2 separate regions of the Mus musculus genome follow, and region 2 is linked to region 1. Evidence: chromatin loops called from intact Hi-C (ENCODE). Cell type or tissue: gastrocnemius. All regions are shown on one strand.

Region 1 (8,000 bases):
GATAACCACAGGAGCAGGGCTCACAGCTCCAGCCTGTAGCTCATAAGCATGAGGGGCCACTGGGGAGAAGAAAAATTGAACCTCAAGGAGACCCCGCCCTGAGTGGAGTCATTCCCCATGGGAGGTTCCTGTGCCCCATTCAGGGCACTGGAATGTGGGCACACTTACAATAGTGTACCAGGTTTTCTTCCCTACCCCAAATCCAGAGAGATTCATTCATTACTTTCTTACTGTTACAGTAAGAGGTTTTCATATATGCCCACAAACCCTGAGCCACACATTAAGCATCAACTTCCATTTACTCTTTCTTTGTCCACTCCTAAATCATGTCACATTAACAAGACCAGTTAGGCTTTCCCACTCTCCGTCTAGCTCTCCCAGGCCTGCATCCTGAGGACTCAGTGCTGAGGTGTTCAGCCTGGGGGGGACGTCCAGTTTACTCATTTGGAAATATAATTCAAAATAGTGGTCATACCACACAGCAAAGAGTCTATTTTATGTGCCTTAAAATACCTGGTTATGGTTGGTGAAGTGGCTCAGTGGGTAAAGGTGATTACAGTGCAAGCCTTGTGACCTGAGCTCAGCTCCCAGGACTCATACACATAAAGTGGGAGGAGAGAGCCTCCACCGTGCACACACGCAGATGTACACACATTTAATAAAGAGAGATTTGGTTAATGTTACCTGAGTACTGTTATAGAATCAGTACCTACTGGTGCTAATTCTCAGAAACATAATAGGAATTTGGCAGCCTCCATGGTGAGTCCTTAGCCGTGGCATTGCAGGTTCCATGTGCACACTCCAGGCACACTGGTCCTGGCAGTGGGGCTGGAAGTTTCTATTACTTCTAGTGCTCTAGATGGCCCCTCCTAGCGCCTGTCTTGCTCCATGCTGGAAGTGGCCTTAGCTGCAGCCACTGCCCTCTGCAGAGTAGCATTTCATTTCGTGTGTCCTTGCTCTTTGTGCTGGGGGGAGGTGGTGTCCTGACATTGTCCTTGTTTACCAACCTGAGTGGAGCCTCTGTACTGCCCTGACGTGGGAGTGCTTGCATTCTTCCCTAGGTGGAGTTTGAGGGCCTCAAGCATGAAATCAAGCGCCTGGAGGAGGAGACAGAGTACCTCAACAGCCAGCTAGAGGATGCCATCCGGCTTAAGGAGATCTCTGAACGGCAGTTGGAGGAGGCGCTGGAGACACTGAAGACAGAGCGGGAGCAGAAGAACAACCTGCGCAAGGAGTTGTCGCACTACATGAGCATCAACGATTCCTTCTATACCAGCCACCTGCAGGTCTCCTTAGATGGCCTCAAGTTCAGTGATGATACTGTCACCGCAGAGCCCAACAATGACGCCGAAGCCCTGGTCAATGGCTTTGAGCACAGTGGCTTGGTCAAATCATCCTTGGACAACAAGACATCCACACCCAGGAAGGATGGCCTAGCTCCACCCTCCCCCAGCCTCGTCTCTGACCTGCTCAGTGAGCTCCACATATCTGAGATCCAGAAGCTGAAACAGCAGCTGGTGCAGGTGAGCGCGCAGAGCCTCATGCCCCATCCCTCCCTCTCCCCGTGCCTTTTGCAACACTGTAAGCTGTGCTTTTGTGACATGTAGCTGCCTTTAACTTCCTCATACCATACATGAAATTCTTACTGGTAAAGAGTAGTGTCCCAGAGGAGTAGGTTCCTGATTACTGTGTAAGGTTTAGTACCTTGGTACCCATGCTGCTCCCTTTGCTACCCAAATCATGTATGGGTGAGGTGACCTGTCCCTCGTGTAACTCCTACCTACAGACCACAGCTAGAGTCTTTGCAGGGCCATACATCGTCATATCTGAAAGTTTACTGTTGATCTATAAATGAGTGTTCTCCACAACATGAGAAAGGGAAGTGGCGGAGAGCTGGGACACTTAGGGACCCTGCCAGCATGCCCTGGACCCAGAGTTCCACAAATGAAACCCAGCTCCACCCCAGCACATGTTTAGTGACCTCTTATGGATGAGCACTATTGTTGGTGATAGTCATGGTCGCTGTGGTGAATTCTGTCCAGTCTGCTGTCAACAAGTGGCATGGGCAGGGAATTTACATAGCCCTTGGCCCATCTGGCTCAGCATGAGATGTTGTTTGGTCATCCTAGAGTCTTCTAAGCCTTGTTGACCTGTTTTCCTGCTATAACTACCTTTGCAGATGGAGCGGGAGAAGGTGGGCCTGCTGGCAACACTGCAGGACACACAGAAGCAGCTGGAGCAGGCTCGGGGAACCCTCTCTGAGCAGCATGAGAAGGTGAATCGTCTCACAGAGAACCTTAGTGCCCTCCGGCGCCTGCAGGCTGGCAAGGAGCGACAGACCTCGTTGGATAATGAGAAGGACCGTGACAGCCACGAAGACGGTGACTACTATGAGGTGGACATCAATGGGCCTGAGATCCTGGCCTGCAAGTACCACGTGGCTGTGGCTGAGGCTGGCGAGCTCCGGGAGCAGCTCAAGGCGTTGCGCAGCACACACGAAGCTCGCGAAGCCCAGCACGCAGAAGAAAAGGGCCGGTATGAGGCTGAGGGCCAGGCACTCACTGAGAAGATCTCTCTGCTGGAGAAGGCTAGCCACCAGGACCGAGAGCTGCTGGCCCATCTGGAAAAGGAGCTGAAGAAGGTGAGCGATGTGGCTGGTGAGACCCAGGGCAGCCTGAATGTGGCTCAGGATGAGCTGGTGACCTTCAGCGAGGAGCTGGCCAACCTCTACCACCATGTGTGCATGTGCAACAACGAGACGCCCAACCGTGTCATGCTCGACTATTATCGTGAGGGCCAGGGCAAGGCTGGCCGCACCAGCCCAGAGGGCCGCGGGCGCCGGTCACCTGTCCTCTTGCCCAAGGGGCTGTTGGCCACAGAGGTGGGCCGAGCAGATGGTGGGACTGGGGACAACAGTCCTTCACCCAGTTCTTCACTGCCGTCACCTCTGAGTGACCCCCGCCGGGAACCTATGAACATCTACAACCTGATCGCCATCATCCGAGACCAGATCAAGCACCTGCAGGCAGCCGTGGACCGTACGACCGAGCTGTCCCGGCAGCGGATTGCCTCGCAGGAGCTGGGCCCTGCTGTGGACAAGGACAAGGAAGCACTCATGGAGGAGATCCTCAAGCTGAAGTCCCTGCTGAGTACCAAGCGGGAGCAGATCACCACACTGCGCACCGTGCTCAAGGCCAACAAGCAGGTGAGAGGAGTGGGAGGGGGCGCTGCCACCAGAGCCTGCTGGGGGGCGCTGCCTCCAGAGCCTGCTGTTGGGAGGGATCACTGCCCACTGCTGCCACAGCCCCTAGGCCTGTGCCATCACCTTGTTGCTGCTGTCTCCTTCCTCAGGGCTTCCAGCCAGGGGATGGAGTGAGTGTGGGGATTAGAGGGTGCTTTAGCCAGAGCTTTTCAGTCATTAAGTACTGCTGCTTCTGTCCACCTTACAGTTGCTCACGCTGTGGTAACAGAGAGCAGTGGTCTGAGTGCCCTGTGGGTTCTCCAGGACAGAGTCTATGGTGCATCATTCTTCCTTGCTAATCAGGGTTGAAGCTAGGACTTACTGAGGCAAACTGGCATGCCAGGAGCATGGCTAGCATTTTGTCCCGACAGCTGCATGAGAAAAAATTTTTTTCAGAGAATTTTTCATGGTCAGCAGTTCCACCTTGGGCCCAGGGTTTCCACCTTGAACACAGGGCCTTACACCCTTCACCACCCCACTTTCTACTTCTCTGTCCCCCAGACAGCTGAGGTGGCCCTGGCCAACCTGAAGAGCAAGTATGAGAACGAGAAGGCCATGGTGACCGAGACCATGATGAAGCTACGGAACGAGCTCAAGGCCCTCAAGGAAGACGCAGCCACCTTCTCCTCCCTGCGTGCCATGTTTGCCACCAGGTACCTGCTACACTGTGATACTCTCCCTTCTGCAGCCTCTCTTCCCTGGAGCTACCTGTTAGCCTTACCCACAGCCTCCAGCCTCATTCCAGAGTCCCACAGGCCTGTTGGTTCAGCACTGTAGTAGCCCTGCCAGGCCCCCAACACAGCTCAAGGTTTGGAGACTACAGCCCAGTCCCAGCATGTGTGTGGGGCTGCCCTTCTCGACTGAGGAGGAGGAAAGTTTATGCGGTCCCAGGGCCCTCAGGTGGCTGCTCCCCAGCCTCCCGTGCCTCTTGTAGGCAGTGCCATTTTGGTAGACATTCAGCAGAGGTGTGCATCCATTTCCCTGTTCCCATTTCCCTCTTCATGACCCTGGATGCTCCATTTCCTGTGCTTTGAGCATAGGAGTCCTAGAAGCAAAGGGCTAAGGGAGTGAGCTCAGGGGATGGGGAGTACAGTTTTGAGGTCTAGTTACCAGTGGTGACAGATGCGGCCCAGACTAGTTTGTTATTCCTCTCCTGTAGTGTAGTCAGGGCTCCAACGCAGCCAGTTTGCCATCCATTCCCAGCCTTCCTGTCAGGGATGGGCAAGCGAGCTTTAGGCCTGGGGTTATGCAGTTTCCTTCCTCTCCCCTGGGGGTTCTTCCTGTGGCCTGGGAAAGAGCAGTCTTAAAGGGTGGAAAACAAGGCCCCTGCCTATCACCCTCCAAAGACAGGTGGTGCCACCTGCTGCTCAGTGTTGGAATGACAGTGTGGGGATGGCAAGGCTGAGCACCGAAACTGGGTCAGCTGGCTGTTTCCTGTAAAGTGTGAAGAAGCTGAGACAGGATGGGCCAGGACCTGTTTCCCTCCCTCCAGCCCCAGTCTCTTAGCATCCCTGCAGGTAGGTCCTGCCAAGGCAGGCACAAGCAGAAGAGTCCAGCATTTCTCTGGACATTTCCTACCAGATCTTAGGGGAAGAAAAACATTTTTTTGAGACAGGTCTCACTATGTAGCCCAGGAACTTGCTATGTGGATCAGGCTGGCCTAGAACTCATGGAACTCTTCTTCCCTCTGCAGCCCACCCCCACTCCCACCCCAAACCCTACCCCACCCTACCCCCTTGGTGGGATTAGGAAAGAATTCTTGTAATTCCTCAGCATCTTGTACAAATCATAACCTTTGAAGTTTGTTCTGTTTATAAAGACCTGACTTTTCTGGTGAATCCGGGATTTCAAACATATGAGGAAGACAGTATGTAGTCTCTGAGGGGAGCTCTTAGGCACCAGCAGGGTGTGGGTAAAGCAGAGCCATGGGTAGCAGAAGGGCAGTGCTTAGAGCCCATGTGTCCACCACCACCTCTAGAGACACTTGCCCAGTGTCTTAAGATTCCACCAGACCCAAACTAGGCAGGTGTGCCGGTGTCACCCAGGGAACCTTGGCCAGGCTCTCTCCCTCCACTCGATGGGGGTGGGGCATGCTGCATCACAGCAGGTGGAGGCTTGGGTGCTCTGATTGTCACTCAGCAAAGGCTTACTAACCACCAGCTACGGTTTGCAGTAGGATCAAGCTCAGTCCTCTCTCAGTTTACACCCAGATCCTGGGAGCTAGTGATGTCCCAGTATCTGAGATACCTTTTTGTTCTTAAAGTGGGAGAGAGCTTACTGGAAGAAAGTCAAATGGATGAGCGCCAAGCCTTGCTTATCAGAACCACTTCAAGCCTGCAAACAAATACCCCCATGTCTTAGGGTTGCTGTAATGAAATACCATGGCCCAAAACTACTTGGGGAGTGTATTTTACCTGATAGCTTCTAGTTAATCAGCTAGGGAAGTTAGGGCAGGAGCCGGTGCAGAGGCCATGGAGGGGTGCTGCTTACTTGCATGCTCCTCGTGGCTTGCTCAGCCTGCTTTCTAACAACACCCAGGACCCAGGCATGGCCCCACCATGGTGAGCTGGGCCTTCCCACATCACTAATTAAGAGAATGTATCACTGGCTTACCCAAAGACCAATCTGGCAGAGGTATTTTCTCAATTGAGGTACCCTCTTCCCAAATGACTATAGTCTCTATGTCAGGCTAACATAGAAAGTAGCCAGCACTCCCCAAGCCTTCTGCCCTCTCTCCCTGCAAAGAAACAAATGCAGTACCACTGAGTTGAAGGTAACCTTGCTGTTCTGTTTGAGCACTGCCTCTCTCGTCCTGGCCATGGCCTTATTCCAAAGGAGCCTTTGCACCAGGAACCAGAACAAGCTTCACCAGCTCTGGCCCCAGCTCAGGCTCCAGGAGAGATGCCTTGGAGTGCAGTGGGCACCCGGGCCTGCTCTCCCTCTCAGCCTCTCAGCTGTGCTTTGTCTCCACAGGTGTGACGAATACATCACACAGCTGGATGAGATGCAGCGGCAGCTGGCAGCTGCCGAGGACGAGAAGAAGACCCTTAACTCTCTGTTGCGCATGGCCATCCAGCAGAAGCTGGCGCTCACCCAGCGGCTGGAGCTGCTGGAGCTGGACCATGAACAGACCCGCAGGGGCCGCAGCAAGGCCGCCTCCAAGGCCAAGCCAGCCTCACCGAGCGTAAGTCACACCTGCGCCTGCGCCAGCGAGAGGGCGGAGGGCGCCGGGCTGGCCAACCAGGTGTTCTGCAGCGAGAAGCACAGCATTTACTGTGATTAGGGCTGTGGGGCGCCGCACACCTAACGTCCGCTTCACCTCAACTAACCCAGCTGCAGCAGCGGGACAGCAGTGCTAGGCCGCTCCTAACGTGACTAACGCACAGAGGGCGGCACTCTAGGCAAGTGGCAGCGTTGGGGTACATCTGTAACCAGGACACTTTGAGCTTTGTGCTGCTTTTCATGCCACAGCCCCGCCCCCAGGATATACCATGTCAGTTGCTGTCCTTTGGGATGCTGGTATCAAAAGTAGGGGTGAAGCTGCACACCTTTGTGGAAGACAGCGGAGTGAAAGTTTTCCAGGGCCTCCAGGCACTGTTAGGGAACCCAAGGGTGAGTTCTTCCCTGGACACTCACAGGGGCAGAACCTGAGTTGAAACTTGCATGTTGCTCGCATGTGTCTAATATCAGCACTTGAAAGCAGTTTTGTGAGGCTCTAGCCTGCATCATAGGACTAGCCTAGGTTAGCTCGCTGTGGCTGGCATAGTTTCATGAAGAGTTTCCTTGTAGTTTGTGCAGCATCTCACTGCTAACCACATCCAGGATGGCAGTCCCAGAGGGAATGGACCATCTCTGGTTGCAGCCTGTGTTCTGCAGTGAGCCCCCACACCTCAGACACGATAACCATAGCCCAGGCAGACAGCGCAGCTGCTCCATCTCAAAGATCCGCATGCTGCTGTGTCCTGAAAGGTGACAAATTAGCAGGGCCTGAGGTCCTAGGTTTTCTTTCTTGACGAGAGTGTTCCAAGTGCCTGGTCAGACCTTGGTCCTTGGTTCAGAGCCTATTATTTGGTCCTTTGAGATCTGCAGCTTGTGCTTGGGTCTTTTCCTAGAAGTTGTCAGACCCAAAGAAGCAGTGTTTTGAGAACTACTAGTGCTCTACCAAACTGCACGGCACAGTAGAGCCCAGCTGTGTGCTAGGGGACTTTTTGTGGGCCCGGAGCTGTGCTCAAAACTGGCAGGTAAGAGTTGTGTGGTTCTCGGTGCAGTTTGTGGATACTACAGAAGGAAGAAAGGCCTCCGAGGGCTCTCCTTTTCCAGATGCTCTGTCAGTGCGGAGCTGTGGCATCAGATCAGGTGTGTGCTTTAGTGAGTTGTAAAACAGGACTCTGCTCAGTATTTCTCTCCCTGTCCCCATGGGGCATCTAGTCTTGAGACTCCATCTCCCATAATAGCTGCTTGGCTGTCTCTCCCTGTGGAAAGGCATCTTTCATGATGTGGAACAATTACTATCCAATATGGCCCTGTAGTCTCTCAAACAGCTTTCTCTTTCTCTCCCCTGGATCCTGGGGTACCCCAGTCTGCTCAGATTCTTGGCAGCACATGGTCGTACACTGGGGGCAGAACAGGCCACACGTGTCCCTTGCATGTCCATCCTGGGAATGGCTGCCCGCATGCCCACCCAACCTTCTGCCTTTCTTTCTCTTTGGGCCAGAACGCAGCTTCTCTTACACTGTATGGGGCTTTGTGGACACTTGGA
Region 2 (8,000 bases), 99 kb before region 1:
TTCACTTCTAGATCTTTAACTGGGTCTTAAGTCCTGTCCTCACGAAGTGACAGCCTACCTTGTGTCTATGTGACCCCCATGGCTGTAAACTTTAGTCTTAGCCTCCTATTCTCTTCAACCTGAGGTCATCAGGGACTTGGCAGAAAGTATACTCTAAGACCATGGGGAACACTGCCCACTCAAGGCTAGTATACCAGGACCAAGATGTTGTCTCAGAATTCTCTGAGCCTCAGAGGTGGCCTTCAAAGTTATCCCTTATTGTACCCCTTCCAAGGCGTAAGAGGAGAGAGGGACCCACTCACCTGGAGATCAGAGATGTCCATTTTTTCCCGTACACTTAGCTTCTGGCCCATGAGCCTCAGTTTGGGTACACAGTAGAGCATCACATTGTTGAACTGTAAGAAAGATGTCATGGGGAGTGGTGTCACAGGGAGCCCCTCACAAGGGACCCATATAAACTTTATTTAATGTCATAAAGTAAAACATATAATTTTAAAAGATGCACACACGCCTTTAAGCACAATGCTCAAGAAGCATATTCCCAGCCTATCATGGACAGCAATGGTCCCACTAGATACCAGAGACTAACAAACAAAATCCCAGTTCCAGGAAAGGGTTATGTCTTTTGGAGTTGTTGGCCATTGAGATCCCATAAACACCAAATAGTACAGGCTACTGCTAATGTTCTTGGTTACCCTCCAGAGCTTGGTGATAAGATGCTACTGCTGCAAATACCACATATTTAGTCATAGAACATGGAGAATTCAAGTCAGAACTGACCCAAAAGCTTCAACCCCACTGGATAGCTTCTATAGTGTTGAAAGATGCTATACATTTAACCAGAGGAGAGACATAAGCATACATCATACCCAGATGTGAACCCTGTAAGTTACAATAACAACTGGCCCAGCAAGACACACCCGATTATACAATAGAGGCATGAATGTCATGGGAGTGACCAATCACTTTCTGATTGGATTTAAGCTCCATTCCACAAGATGAACCCCATATGTAGTGCTATTATTCAGACAAGAAACTGTGGCTAGGTATGTCATAGAAACTTGCAGAGCTGGAGAGATGGCTCAGTGGTTTAGAACTCTGACTGCTCTTCCACAGGTCCTGAGTTCAATTCCCAGCAACCACATGGCATCTCACAACTATCTGAAATGGGATCTGATGCCCCCTTATGATGTGTCTGAAGACAGCTACATTGTACTTATATACATAAAAAATAAAAAATAATAAACATATCCTGAGTGTGTGAATGTGAAAAAAAAAGGAAACTTGCAAAGATATAGCTACTTATTCAAGAATAGAGGCTGGCCTATGAGTGTAATTCAGTGATCAGGTATTTGCCTAGCAAATGTAAGGCCTTGGGAAGAACCAAGAAGAGGAAGAAGAGGAGGAAGGAGAAGAAAAGGAGGAGGTAGGGGGAAAAGTAGCTATAGAAAGAGAAACTGTGTCTCTTCCTGTATGTAAGGTACTTGAATGGATCTCCCACTATAACTCCTTCCTTTCTTTTCTCTCCCTCTAAACCAGAGCATGGTTCTGGGGACAGTTGAGATCTTGATGTTTGGCTACAATTCTCTATATTTTGGTTGCTGGATACTCCCTAGTTGCAACCGAGGTAGATAAAAAAGAATAGAAATGCTGGATATATGGAACATAAATATTAGATGCTTGCAGAAACCAGTGCAGTGTCATTAGCAAGAGATAGCCCAAAAAACCTATCTGGAAGGCTACAGAAGAACCTCCTCCTTGTGCTTCTGAATCTTTCCAGTTCTATCCAGGGTCTGAGAAGGCAGATGAGGAAGTTCTGTGCCATGGCTGGCTGGCTCACCAGGAAGAGGTGTCGGTCCTGAGTGGTGCCATTCTTGGCTGATAACTTCTGGATGCTGCCCTCCTTGATCAGCTCATTGGCTGGGTTAACGATGTCCTCTTCCCCACCCAGCTGCTCATACACCTCTAAGAGCTTGTGCATTTTCTCCTGCAAGAGACACAAGATCAGGCACCTGCAAGATCACAAAACCTAGGGAACTGCCATGGACCCAGAGGTGAGCAAAGACATGCTCTGCAACCATCACCCAGAGTCCACTGTAACAATGAAATAACTTCCAGTGAAAAGGGAGGAAAACACAGGGAGACATTTGAGCTGGGTATGAAAGGGTAACTAGAAGCTCATTACTCAGAAACTAATAAGTCACAAACCTCTGCTGCTATGTGCCAGAGGCTGTTCTACGCCATTCATATTTTAATTATTTAATTCTGACACATACTCTGCGAAATAAATGTCATGGCTATCCCCAATTTATAGACAAGGAAACTGAAGCATGCAGGAATCAGTTGAGTCCCTATGACCCAGACTGGGCTAATCTACATGTTACTTTCCTCAAGCCTGGTTGGGGAATCCTAATGGCCAAAGGTACAATGGGGATAAAGTTAACAGCTTGTGGCTCTAACTCTTGGTTAGAATTCAACACTAATCAACGTAGAACCGAGCCTGTAGGGACTTTGACAATAGCAACATTGGCTGGGGCTGAATCTGCTAGCCCTCAGGTGTCCAGTTCTTTGAGTTGTGATTTCTACTTGTGTACCTAAAAGTAGGTAGGTCAGGCTGGCCCTTCTTTGTATGGATGCATAGATGCTAGTGGACCAAACAGCACAGGATGCATGGGACCCTGGAGGGTGGGGAAGAACCTATGACCTTGCAGGAACTGGCAGGTATATAGAGGAATCAGGTGTCATTATGGCATGTCCCAGGGAGGTGGAGCATGCATCTGGCTTGCATTGGGAATGTGGGCATAAACCTACCTGGTTTGTACAGAGAGAGGCTGAGCATGTACTTATTATTAGAGGGTACTGGGATATGCACTTGGCATGTCTTGGTATACATGTGCTCACTGACGGGGCCCACCTGGAACCAGGGGTGAAGGCACTTGCTTATATGGTCCACCTCCTCCCTCTCCCTGCATAGTCTTTGCTTCCCTGCAGCAATCTGAACTCACCATCTTCCTAATGGCAGCATTGGAGTGGTCAGCAGCTGTGGAGATGAGCTCCAGGGACCCTGCGTGAGGAGAACTGAGTGAGCCCTGGGCAACGTGGTAATGTAGCAAGTTCTCACTGGAGAGGCTGACATTGATGATGCCATCTTCCAGTGGGAGACCTTGCTCCTACACTTGGCCTTTCTCAGGGTGCCCAGACTGCTCCAGAGATCTGGCACAAAGAAGGGACAAGGCCCAGAACCATTGCTGAGCCTGCTGGGGATAACACCAAGTGAGACCCCCAACTCTCTTACACAGTACCCAGCCCTGTGCTGCTGGCCAGTTACATTGGTCATGACTCCTAAAATAGGCCCATTGCTGGGCCTCAGGTCTGGATGGAGCCAGTGTTTGGCAGTGCCTTCCCCAGATAGGGTTCTCCCAGGTGAGAGGAAAAGACTAAATCACTTTCTTAGTTATTAGTCGCTCTGTCTCTGTCTCTATCTCTGTCTGTTTCTGTCTGTCTCTATCTCTCTCTCCTCTGCCTTCCCATGTGTGTCTCAGCCCAGGGTTCTCAGTCTTCTCCAGAGACCCCCTCTCCCCAGCCCTTCAGCTACCTCTACTTACTCTCTGCATCCTTCCGGTCTGGGGCATCCCTGGGGAGCCTCTTTAGGTAGTCCTTGAGCAGCAGCTCATAGCGGGGGACCCTCTGCACAGGCTCCAGCATGTGATGCTGCAGTGTCAAGTTCCCACACACCTCCTGCTTCTGGGTGGACAGAGAGCACACATAGGGTCACCATAGGATCTTGCCCCTGCTACTGGCCACCACAGTCCCTGGAGGCTGCCTGGTTTTCAAGACATGATTGACATAGACCACATCTTACAGCTGGGGAAATGGAGGCTCAAAGGTGCCTAATGATAGAGGAACTGGAAATCTCTGGGTGGGCAGGCTTGGGTTGAAGAAAACAAGGTCAAGATACTGCCTCCTCCCATGGGAGTCATTAAGACTCATATTCTATCTCGTCCCTTCAGGTCCTATCTCCTCTCTGTCAGGTGGAGGCTAACTGTGCCTAACTTCCCCAGTATCAGTCCTCATGCCTAGAAGCTGCTGGCTGTCCTTCTGCAGAGTCCCTGCATGATGAATGACAGAGAGAACAGGTGACTGCTGCAACCCTACCCCTGCACTGTCCCTGGCTCTCTACACCACCCCTCCTCCCTCCAGATTCCAGCTCCCCCGGCCCTTGCCACACTTCAGCACCTTCTTGCTGCAGACAGCAGCAGTTCACATCCTTCATCCTGCACACAAGTCTATCTGAGACAATGCTAGCAATATGTTACCTCTATGCTCACCTTGGTCTTTCTGCCATGCTGCCTGGTTCTTCTGCCTGCTGACAGCTGAGAGAGCCCACTGTTTCTCCTGCTCTCCACTGCCCTGCCCCCTAGCAACTTCAGGATCCCAGACACCCACACCTTCCTCAGGCCCCAGAACAAAACTTCTGTTGGAGATAGACCCAGAACAGTCTAGGGTCCAACAGGGTCTAGGGATTTGGACTCCAGTCCTTGTACTTACACTGAAACACTAGCCACCAGCAATCTTCTCAGTCCCTAAACAATGAGTTTTCATTTTGTTTTGGTTTTTTTGGTTTGTTTGTTTTTGGAGACAGAGTCTCTCTGTTTAACAGATCCCTGGCTAACCTGGACTCTATTCATAGACCAAGCTGGCCTTGAACTCACAGAGATCAGCCTGCCTCTGCCTTCCAAGTACTTGGATTAAAGGCATGCACTACCACCCCTGGCTTTTTTTTTTTTAATGAAGTTTGTACTTAAGTTAAAAAAAAATCTGAGTATTGGTGCTGGAAAGATGGCTCAAAGGTTAAGAACATTTAAAGCTTAATTCTAACAACTACATGACTAGCAACCATAGGAAACTCTAGTTTCAGAGTTTCTGACATCCTCTTCTAACCACCCTGGAGCTCCAGACATGCACACAGTTCATAAACATACATGCAGACAAAACACTCATACACATAAAATAAAATTTAAAAGAAGTCTGAGTGTAATGTGCTCATTTGAGACTCCAGTGCTGGGGAGGCAGAGATAATCACACATCATTGGCCAGTTAGCCTAGCAGAGTCACAACAAAAGACTCTGCCTCAAAAATCAGATGGGAAGAGATAGAAGACACTCAACACTGACATCTGACCTCGATATGCACATATGCAAATATGAGCATACACACACCTATGTACACAGGCATACATCACACAGACAAATTATTTCAAGCAAGCTATTTCCTGGCTATTCCCAGGGCTTCAAAGCATCTCCCTGCTAGAAACTTAAGAATAAAGGCAGGGGGGGGGGGCAAGGAGGGGAGATTTTGCTCCAGCGAAGTTCACACGGAGGCACAGCCTAAATTGAATCATGGATAAACCACAGATAATCCCAAAACCAAGAGGCAGTAGCCAATTCCCTCAAGAGGACAAGGGCAGAGCCTGTCCTCGAGGGAAGGACTCGACCTGATAATGAGAACAGTGTGTGTCCTAGTTTGGCTTATGAACCACAAAGAGAAAAAAGGCAAAGAAATATTTCAAGTGCATCAACCGGGATAGCTGGTGAGTGTGGGGGCTGTGAGGAGACAGTGCTGTGACAGTCGTGTGGGGTTCCTGATTTCAGTCACCACGTGGGCGTGTGGGAGACACTCTCCATCACACTTGGTGATGAGGGCGGCAGTGTCTGCAGATGAGTTTCCAAAGACAACGGCCATCGTATGTGCTTAGAGATAAAGGTAAGTGGGGCAGAATGTGATGTCTGTAGGCTTTCTTTGTGTGGTTACTCCTGGGTATGCTGTGTGCATGAGTATCTCTGGCTGAAACTAGATCTCATCTAGGCTTGCTCATCAGCCCAGAACTACCTGTCTCCATGATTACCCTCAGCCCCACGTACTAGGGTTCAGACACATGCCACCATACCTGTGTTACCTTGTGTTAGACATCCAAACTCAGGCTCTCAGCTCCTTTCTCTAGCCTTAAGTTGATCACCTTACAAATCCTTGGTAAATGTCTGAATTTCTTTAAGGCTTATAATTTAAAATAGGCTTTGGATTAAGCAAAGGCATTTCCCTCCAGAGACCAAGGGAAACGAGATGGTCATTTGATCCCATTTTGTCCAGGTCTAGGCTTCTCAGCTGTGGACATTTATGGAGGAGAATTTTCTATTGTGGGTCAGCCTGTGCACCGTAGACCTGCCCCAGATTCGACCCTCCAGGTACCGAAGCAATAGCAGTGTCAGTAGACACTGATCAGGTCTTGGCAGAGAACGTCTGAATTGTGCTGAGGCCAAGGGGCAGAACCTTAGGTGTGTTTAGTAGAAACCATCCCCAGGTGGCACCCACTGTTCAGGGACTGCGTAGTACTGAGGTAGCCAATGCACGAAACTGTCATCCCAACCCCAGAGGTGTCTTGTCACCCTAGGACCTGCTGGACCCAAGAACCTGGTCTGCTCTATGTGGACAGGAACAGTGGCCTGTGCTCAGGCTGAACACTGCCCTGCTCTCTGGAGGGAGAGCTGTCCATGGATCTCCACAGCACAGATGAGGCTCATGCTTATGTGAGAGTTCAGTGTCATAGTGTCTCCAGAGGGCTGGCCTGGGGGACAGTGTAGCTGCTCAAGCATGAGGAACTGAACGCAACCCCAGAGCCCATGTAGAAAACCCCAGGTATGCTGACGCAGGCTTGCAATGCCCAACGCTCTGTAAACTGGGTGTGGAGGTACACACTTTTGTAATCCTAGCTCACAGGAGGTGGAGACTGGAGAGTTCAAGGTCATCCTTGGCTACATAGGAAGTCCAAAGCCAGCCAGATCTAGAGACTTTGTATTATTGTTATTGTAGTGGTGGTGGGATTTTTGATTTTGTTCTTTGTTTTGTTTGGACATGGTCTTACTATGTAGTGCTGTCCGGTCTGGAACTTGCTATATAGACTGGTCTGGCCTCAAACTCACAAAGATTTGATTGCCTCTGTCTTCTGAGTGTAGAGATTAAAGGCATGTGCCTTGCCTGAGACTTTGTCTGTGGTGGTTTGAATATGCTTGGTCTTTGGGAAATACTACTATTAAGAGGTGTGGCCTTATTGGAGGATGTATACAGCCTTGTTAGAGGAAGTATGTCACTGTGGGGGGTGGAGTTTGGCGGTCTCCTCCTATGCTCAAGATCTGCCCAGTATGGGAGAGACAGTCCTCTTCTGGCTGCCTTCAGATCAAGATATAGACCTCTATGCTTCTTCTCTAGCACCATGTCTGCCTGTATGCTGCCATGCTTCCTGCCTTGATGATAATGGACTAAACCTCTGAAACTGTAAGCCAGCCCCAATTCAATGTTTTCTTTTATAAGAGATGTCTTGGTCATGGTGTCTCTTCATAGCAATAAAACCCAAACTAAGACACTATGCTTAAAAAAAAAAAAAAACTTTTTGAAGTTAAAAAAAAAATAGTGTGTATGCCATACTACCTGGATGGTGTGGATGACATCCTTAAACTGCGGAGAACGCTGGGTCCAAGTGCTCACCAGCCCCATCGCTCTGTCAAAGTTCTTGACGTACTCGCCATACATCTTCAGGAATGGAGCCAGTTTCTGCAGGATGTCTCCGAGGCGAGGGTTTGTATCCCTGTGTGGAGAAGCACGGTCACTGGATGAGGAATCTAGGTGGCATGGTGCTGATGCCTTGTCCTATGGTGCTAAGCACATTGGTCACTCTCTCTGAATGTTCCCCCATCCCCCACCCCACCCCCACATACACTGTCTCTAAACACATTGACAGCACAGGCTGGGGACCAGTGCCCATAGAGAAGGACTTAGCAATAGTGCTGTCCTTGAGCGGCAGGCCACAGTTATCAAAGATGGTCAGTGAAGTGTCATTCTAAGTGACAGAGTAGAAATGGTGGGTCTACACACTACCACCAAAGCCAGGGAGAGAAGAGGACTTGGCAGGACCAGTGATGAAAACTTCTGAGTAAACTGAGTGAAGA

The links. A loop is a pair of places that touch in the nucleus more often than their neighbours do. Peaks named below come from ENCODE experiments on the same cell type or tissue, not always from the same donor. Only the 100,000 strongest peaks of a DNase experiment are listed, where the experiment ranks them.
Region 2: a loop joins it to region 1, with 2.3 times the contacts of the local background. A loop is called at or near these places in 1 of 42 quality-filtered maps.

What each region holds. Positions count from the first base shown.
Region 1 is chr13:49,376,829-49,384,828 of GRCm38, forward strand. Bicd2 (BICD cargo adaptor 2) reads left to right here. Exons shown (of 7, transcript NM_001039179.2): 4 at 1,062-1,523; 5 at 2,180-3,205; 6 at 3,743-3,894; 7 at 6,215-8,000. The coding sequence ends at 6,524. Among named protein-coding and RNA genes, the nearest start is that of Bicd2, 39 kb to the left of the region's middle. In gastrocnemius, no CTCF peak of the experiment used is centred here; DNase peaks (open chromatin) are centred at 4,604 and 6,370; H3K4me3 peaks cover 616 bases; H3K27ac peaks cover 2,074 bases.
Region 2 is chr13:49,278,212-49,286,211 of GRCm38, forward strand. Fgd3 (FYVE, RhoGEF and PH domain containing 3) reads right to left here. Exons shown (of 18, transcript NM_015759.2): 6 at 7,483-7,639; 7 at 3,606-3,744; 8 at 3,006-3,064; 9 at 1,841-1,987; 10 at 303-395. Among named protein-coding and RNA genes, the nearest start is that of E030007A22Rik, 24 kb to the left of the region's middle. In gastrocnemius, no CTCF peak of the experiment used is centred here; no DNase peak of the experiment used is centred here; H3K27ac peaks cover 398 bases.